2 separate regions of the Homo sapiens genome follow, and region 2 is linked to region 1. Evidence: chromatin contacts called from ENCODE Hi-C or POLR2A ChIA-PET data. All regions are on one chromosome and are shown on one strand. The core of a region is the stretch at or near the end of the contact, and the rest is flanking DNA. Distances in the headings are between cores, read along the strand shown.

The links. A loop is a pair of places that touch in the nucleus more often than their neighbours do. ChIA-PET counts read pairs that join two places held with the same protein, here RNA polymerase II (POLR2A). Pooled maps may share reads with other maps.
Region 2: a loop to region 1 is called in a map of ascending aorta, with 4 times the contacts of the local background. The contact joins two enhancer-like sites. A Hi-C loop is called at or near these places in 2 of 168 maps with a recorded cell type or tissue (ascending aorta and astrocyte of the cerebellum) and 3 of 50 pooled maps. POLR2A ChIA-PET finds 5 or more read pairs at or near these places in 7 of 52 experiments (A673, AG04450, GM10248 and 4 more).

Annotation. Positions count from the first base shown.
Region 1 is chr1:10,120,785-10,124,585 of GRCh38, reverse strand. It overlaps UBE4B (ubiquitination factor E4B), which reads right to left. Exons shown (of 28, transcript NM_001105562.3): 10 at 2,510-2,624. Among named protein-coding and RNA genes, the nearest start is that of KIF1B, 88 kb to the left of the region's middle. Within about 2 kb of position 1,410, at least 4 of the 41 ENCODE cell types and tissues checked have a DNase peak (open chromatin) inside an H3K27ac peak, as active enhancers do; they include ascending aorta, where a contact is called at or near this core.
Region 2 is chr1:10,160,019-10,163,886 of GRCh38, reverse strand. UBE4B (ubiquitination factor E4B) reads right to left here. Exons shown (of 28, transcript NM_001105562.3): 23 at 2,601-2,745. It also overlaps the pseudogene RNU6-828P. Among named protein-coding and RNA genes, the nearest start is that of KIF1B, 49 kb to the left of the region's middle. Within about 2 kb of position 2,591, at least 10 of the 41 ENCODE cell types and tissues checked have a DNase peak (open chromatin) inside an H3K27ac peak, as active enhancers do; they include ascending aorta, where a contact is called at or near this core.

The DNA.
Region 1 (3,801 bases), core at 161-2,660:
ATAAAACACATGGTAGCACATAAGAAAAGACAAAGAGTATTCAACACTGAGTGGCTGAAAAGTCAGCAGAATTCTGGGATTAAAAACAAACAGGTCTGGGCCAGGCGCTGTGGTTCACACTTGTAATCCCAGCATTTTGGGAGGCCGAGGTGGGCGGACCACTTGAGGCCAAGAGTTCAAGACCAGCCTTGAGGCCAAGAGTTCAAGACCAGCCTGGCCAACATGACAAAACTTCATCTCTACTAAAAATACAAAAATTAGCTGGGCATGGTGGTACGCTCCTATAATCCCAGCTACTTGGGAGGCTGAGGCAGGAGAATCGCTCGAACCCAGAAGGTGGAAGTTGCAGTGAGCTGAGACGGCGCCACTGCACTCCAGCCTGGGTAACAGAGAGAGACTCACCCTCAAAATTAATTAATTAATTAATAGAATAAACAGGTCTGTGGTGGTCGTATAACACTGTGAATGTAGTAAATGCCACTGAATTGTACACTTCAAAATGATGGCTTGAGGCCAGGTGTGCTGGCTCATGCCTGTAATCCCAGCACTTTGGGCGGCTGAGGCGGGTGGATCACCTGACATCAGGAATTCAACACCAGTCTGGCCAACATGGTGAAACCCCGTCTCTAATAAAAATACAAAAAATTAGCTGGGTGTGGTGGCAGGCGCCTGTAATCCCAGCTACTTGGGAGGCTAAGGCAGGAGAATCGCTTGAACCCGGGAGGCGGAGGTTGCAGTGAGCCGAGATCATGCCATTGCACTTAGGCCTGGGCAACAAGAGCAAAATTCCATCTCAAAAAACAAAACAAAACAAAACAAAACAACAACGGTGGTTTGATGTTATATGAATTTCATCTTAATTTAAAAAATGCAGGACTTCTCTGTCCAAAGCTGGTGATGGGGAAACAAACAAACAAAAAACACCCAGAGGTCATTTCATAACCTCTTGTGTAAGTTTGTTTATGAATAAAGTAGGCTCAATATACCCCTTTCAGCTGGTCACTGGGCTGATTTTATATAGAGAGAACTACTCGATTCCTCAAATGGTATCTTCTTGAATAGGAAAAGTATTCTAATTACTACCCATTACCTCTTTAATGTAGTGCATCACTCAAACCTTCCAAGACAGTAATTTTTTTTTTTTTTTTTTTTTTTTTTGAGACAGTCTTGCTCTGTCACCCAGGCTGGAATGCAGTGGTGTAATCTCGGCTCACTGCAACCTCGTCTCCTTGGTTCAAGCAATTCTCCTACCTCAGCCTCCCAAGTAGCTGGGATTACAGACACCCGTCACCACACCCAGTTAATTTTTGCATTTTTAGTAGAGACCGGGTTTCACCACGCTGGCCAGGCTGGTCTCGAACTCCTGACCTCAGGCGATCCATCCGCCTCAGCCTCCCAAAGTGTTGAGATTACAGGCGTGAGCCACTGCGCCCGGCCGACAGTGATTTATTTTCCTGAGAGTTCACTTACCCTTCTAGAGAAGAAAAGCTCACTATGTTGCCATTAATATTTCCATTAGTCAGTAAGATCATCACCTAAGATAAACAGCTAGTGAATTCCAGACAGAATACACAACACTAACTGGAATTTTTATTCTTGGATCCTGGCTGCTTCTTTTACAAATATTTTGAAGACTGCTGAAAACACAATTCCCAAGAATTCAAAGGTCTTAAAATTAACAGTTATAAATAATCTTAGGTATAAAACAGAGTGAAAGGAATCATACCAATTATAGCTATTGCCTCTGTTATTCTCTGTAGTCACAAAAAAGGAAGTGATGATACAGCAAACTGTAAGAAAATTTGATAAAAGCCCTTTCATCAGGGAAAAAACTTGTGTGACAGTTGCTAAAGGCAAAGTGCTTACTTTCCCAAACAGGTCCTTCAAACAGCAATGTTAACAACAAAGTTTCACCTTGGAAGAAACCTTCAAGACTACGTACACAGCTTTATTTTTAAGCACTACATATCTGCATTTTCACCTGGCTTTACACAATGAGATACCAAAACAATGTATAAATACCAAATGAAATAATTAGGAAGATATGAGACATCTTTCCTAGTGGGAAGAAGACAAAGATTCTATATGGCATGCAGGCTGCCAATGAGCTAATATGGTCATTAAGTTAATCTTACAAACTCAGAGAATGAATTTTTGACACTACTTATCTGGCAAATGCATATCATGCCTTATGCCGTCTCTGGGTATTCTTGTTTTAAAAGCTCCTTGAAATCAGGAACGGGGCCTTACATATTTTTTTCATATTGCCCGAAGCACCTAGTGCAGACCTTGTTTAGAAGATAGATGTTTGACTGATTCGTTGAAATGGGCACATGATTTGAACAATGCAGCTGTCAATCTGATTTCCTCAAAAGAATATTGGGTAGGCCTTCTCTCTAATAACACATGGATGTTCGAATTCAGGCAAAAGTTTTCAATGGTCAGAAATTAGCCTCGACATAGAGGCTCTCAGGCTAAAATTTGCAAGAGCAAACTCATACGACCGTACCTGCTTGAACACTTCTTCATCCTGGTGAGTGGTTCTCACCAGTTCCTGAATGAAGCCATATGGGAGATTCCTACACAGCATATACGGCACTAGGAAGGACGGCTGCTGCAAGGACCTGTGGACCCATGAACATTAGGGACGGTGATGAAGTCAACTCACTACAGAGGCACGTGAAATGTCATGTCAGCAACAACTGCCCAGTCAAAAGTCAAACTTGACATCTCCCAAATATTCTGCAAAATAGTTTCAGGCGAAAGCTAACCCTTCTTACCAATAGTAATCACTTTTTGGTCTTTTTAATGAGACACTATGGGAATTTTCAAAGAATTCATCTTTTCCTACATAGAGCCCTTTAAAAATGAAGCACTGAAAAAAGGAAGCATGGCCAGGCACGGTGGCTCACGCCTGCAATACCAGCACTTTGGCAGGCTGAGGTGGGAGGATCACTTGAGGCCCAGAGTTGAAGACCAGTCTGGGCAACACAGCAAGACTCTGTCTCTACAAAAGATGAAAATATCAACTGGGCAAGATGGTGTGTGCCTGGAGTCCTGGCTACTTGGAAGGCTGAGGCAGGAGGACTGCCTGAGCCCAGGAGTTTGAGGTTATAGTGAGCACTCCAGCCTAGACAACAGAGTGAGATTCTGTCTCTTAAAAATAAATAAATAAATAAAAATAAAAAAGAAGTATTATATGTTTTTTTTGTTGTTGTTTGTTGTTTTTTAGAGATGGAGTCTCGCTCTGTTGCCCAGGCTGGAGTATGGTGGCGCAATTTCGGCTCACTGCAACCTCCGCCTCCCGGGTTCAAGTGATTCTCCTGCTCAGCCTCCCAAGTAGCTGGGACTACAGGCGCCTGCCACCACGCCTGGCTAATTTTTGTATTTTTAGTAGAGATGGGGTTTCACCATGTTGGTCCCAAACTCCTAACCTCAGGTGATCCACCTGCCTTGGCCTCCCAAAGTGCTGGGATTACAGATGTAAGCCACCACGCCTGGCCGTATTATATGTTTCTTTATGCCTCATCTAAATTGGGGGAAAAAATATTAGTAGTGGCTGAGGGCTTATTAATTTTAATCAAGGAACGTTTTTTAAAGTTTTGGTACATGTATATAATTTTCCTTCTTTTTGAAAAGTTTCAAAAACATATGGTTATGGCATACAAAATAACATAAGAACACCTAGAATAAATAAATGTAATGTTATGTTTGTGAATTTTTATTTATTTAGTATTATTATTATTTTTTGAGACAGTCTTGCTCTGTTGCCCAGGCTGGAGTGAAGTGGCGTGATCTCAG
Region 2 (3,868 bases), core at 1,342-3,841, 38 kb before region 1:
GACGTGGTGGTGCACGCCTGTAATCCCAGCAGGCATAAATTGAGCCAAGATTGCGCCACTGCACTCCAACCTGGGTGACAGAGTGAGACTCTGTCTCAAAAAATAAAATAAAATAAAATAAAAAATAATTTAATAATAAAAATAGTAAGTAAATAAAATATAAGACCAGCTTGGGAAAACTAGCAAGACTCTCTCTCTTTAATATTTATTTATTTATTTGAGACGGAGTCTCACTCTGTCGCCCAGGCTGGAGTGCAGTGGTGCGATCTTGGCTCACTGCAACCTCCGCCTCCCGGGTTCAAGCAATTATCCTGCCTCAGCCTCTCAAGTAGCTGGGACTACAGCGGCGTGCCACCACACCCAGCTAATTTTTGTATTTTTAGTAGAGACGGGGTTTCACCATGTTGGCCAGGATGTTCTTGATCTCTTGACATTGTGATCCACTCGCCTCGGCCTTCCAAAGTGCTGGGATTACAGGCGTGAGCCACCACCCCTGGCCTAATATTTATTTTTAAAGGATGGAATGCTTTATGAATTTGCATGTCATCCTCGAGCAGGGGCCATGGTAATCTTCTCTGCATTGTTCCAATGTTAGTATACGTGCTGCTGAAGCAAGCATGTGAGACTTTGTCTCTATAAAAAAAATTTTTTTAATTAGCCAAGCGTGGTGGTACATGCTTGTAGATCCAGCTCTTTGGATCTACAAAGGCTGAGGCAGGAGGATCACTTGAGTCCAGGAGGTTGAGGCTGTGGTGTGCTATGATCCTGCCAGTGCACTCCAGCCAAGGCGACAGATCAACACTCTGTCTTTATTTATTAATAATAATAAAAAACAAATAAGTAAATAAAATATAAGCTGGGCATACCAAGCACTGTGAATGGTATAAAGTGGGTGTTACAGAAGTAAGGAGAAAGGTGAGAATTTTCAGCTATGCTGATTGGCGAAGACAAACCTGAGGGAGTATTTGGATAGGACCTTACTCAGAGAATGGGTAGAACTTTAATACATAAGAAGAAAAGCAGGTATAAATGGGAGCTAAACATTGGTACACATGGACGGAGACGGGAATAACAGACACTGGGGACTACAAGGGAGGGGAGTGAGGGAGGAGTGAGGGTTGAAAACTACCTATTAGGTATTATGCTCACTCCCTGGGTGACAGGCTGAATCATAAAGCCTCAGCATCACGGTATACCCATGTAACAAACCTGCACATGTACCCCATCCCCTGAATCTAAAATAAAAGTTGAAATTAAAAAAGAAAAAAAAAAAAAAAAAGTCTGGGCGCGGTGACTCACGCCTGTAGTCCCAGCACTTTGGGAGGCTGAGGCGGATGGATCACCTGAGGTCAGGAGTCCAAGACAGGCCTGGCCAACATGGTGAAACCCCGTCACTACTAAAAATACAAAAATTGTCCGGGTGCAATGGCTCACGCCTGTAATCCCAGCACTTTGGGAGGCCGAGGAAGGCGGATCACAAGGTCAGGAGATCGAGACCATCCTGGCTAACACGGTGAAACCCCATCTCTACTAAAAATACAAAAAATAAGCCAGGCGTAGTGGCAGGTGCCTGTAGTCCCAACTACTTGGGAGGCTGAGGCAGGAGAATCACTTGTACCCAGGAGGCAAAGATTGCAGTGAGCTGAGATCGTGCCACTGCACTCCAGCATGGGTGAAAGAGCAAGACTCCGTCTCAAAAACAAACAAACAAAATACAAAAACTAGCCAGGTGTGGTGGCAGGCGCCTGTAATCCCAGCTATTCAGAAGGCTGAGGCACGAAAATCGCTTCAACCGGAGAAGCGGGGATTGCAGTGAGAAGAGATCGCACCACTGTACTCCTGCGTGGGCGACAAGAGTGAAACTCCGTCTCAAAAAAAAAAAAAAAAGAAAAAGTGAAGAAAAAGCAGTCCCCACTTTGACATGAGAACCCCTTATGGAAATCAGTTCTGATTCTGAGCCTGACAATTCCAAGAACAGAATCAATAAACCTAAGCCAATCTAAGAAGTCACCAGCAACTGTCAAGGGCCTCATAAGCGACCAAGGAAGTATCTCAGTGGCTGCTACGCACGTCAGGAAAGAGCACTGGTACTGGCACGGCACGTGCTTTCCATGGAACCTGGCAAGCCAGGCCTCTTTTCTATTAATAACTGAATATAAAACCCAAGATCAACTGAAAGGGAAAAAACACCCCGCCAGGATCCTGAGTGATTCACACAGTTGCCTAGAGAAGCCCATAGGAACAAATCAAATTCTTGTCCAGCAGACATAATTCTAGAGATTTCTTTCCTAATTATGTTCATGAATATTAATATATTCAGACAATAAAAGCTCATCTCCAAAAAAGCCCTTTAAAATTAAAAAGGCAGAGAAAGTTTTCAGTGTACATTTTCAAAGACTTCTCAACCCATTTCTTAGCTTCAGATAAGGTATTTAAGAATTTTCCTATTCCAATCCTGCAATATGATTTCATGGAAGGAAAATCCCAGCATGTCAGATCGCATATCATCAGACCCACAAATGCAGCCCCAAAGCAGCTCTGCCCGTGTGTGGAGGCAGATGGCCTGCAAAGCTGTCCAAGCCTCTGGACCACGTCCTCACCCGGGGCAACTGGTCCCACTGTTCTTTGTTCTTCATCTCTTCCTGCACTTCATGGATTCGCTTCAGAGACTCCAGACTTTCATCGAGCAAAAACGTCGTGTCGTTTATCAACATGTTTATATAGCGAACAAACTGCTTCCCGGAGCTGGAAAGGCAATTATATTGTACATGGTCATACATCTCCCTGAAGCAAAATGCCACAGCAAATCCCAGGGAACAAGCACCTCCACCCAGACTGCAACTATCTCACCCTAAAAGCCTGGCTACCCTGGCACAAGTCAGGCACTATGGAATTCAAGGACCACCAAGCTTCTCTTTAGATTATGTTAATCTTGTTTCTTTTTGAGACAGGGTCTCACTCTGTCGCCCAGCCTGGAATGCAGTGGCACAATCACAGCTCACTGCATCCTCGACCTCCAGGGCTCAAGCAATCTTCCTGCCTCAGCCTCCTAAGTAGCTGGAACTACAGGCACACACCACCACGCCCAGCTTTTGTATTTTTTGTAGAGACAGGGACTTGTTATGTTGCCAGGGCTGGTCTCAAACTCCTGGGCTCAAGCGTTCCTCCCACCTCAGCCCCTCAAAATGTTGGGATTACAGAGATGAGCCACCACACCTGGCCTGGATTTTGTTATTCTTTTAAATTGTTTATGATAAGCTCATTCCAGTGGTATTTGGAGCCACCTTGCACGGCTGATGACAGTCAAGTGCTAAATATTCCAGAATTTTATAACCAGATTCCCCTGGCACCTTAAATTGGGCAACAGAGGAAACAGTCACACCATGGAAAACCAGCAAATGCTGACTCCCCCACCCTGCTTCCCAGAGCAGGCTTACCAGCACACCCCTAGCTCACTCCCTCAATGTTTTTAAGGAGAGAAAACACTTCTTCCAGACTAGAACAGGAAAAACGCATATACTCACCAATATACCAAGAAAATGCAAATAATTAACCACATACAACAGATAAGAAAACAACTGATATAGTTATTCCTTATCACAAAGACTGACGCATGGAAGAAAAATTGGAACCTGTAATATTGATAAAGTGGGATATTAACTTACTTTAAAACTGGAAGCCTCCAATCTAAGGAACTGTTCTGCAGATCGTGTTATAATGAGAACTTGCTGGTGAACTGAAATAGCTTGGCCTACCTCTGTTAGACTCTGGAGATGCCAGATTCGTAGAGAAAAAAAGAAGCTACACTTCAGGGTCTACAACTGTGCAACTACGGGGTGGTAAGCCCATGCTGGAGAAGAGAAGTTCC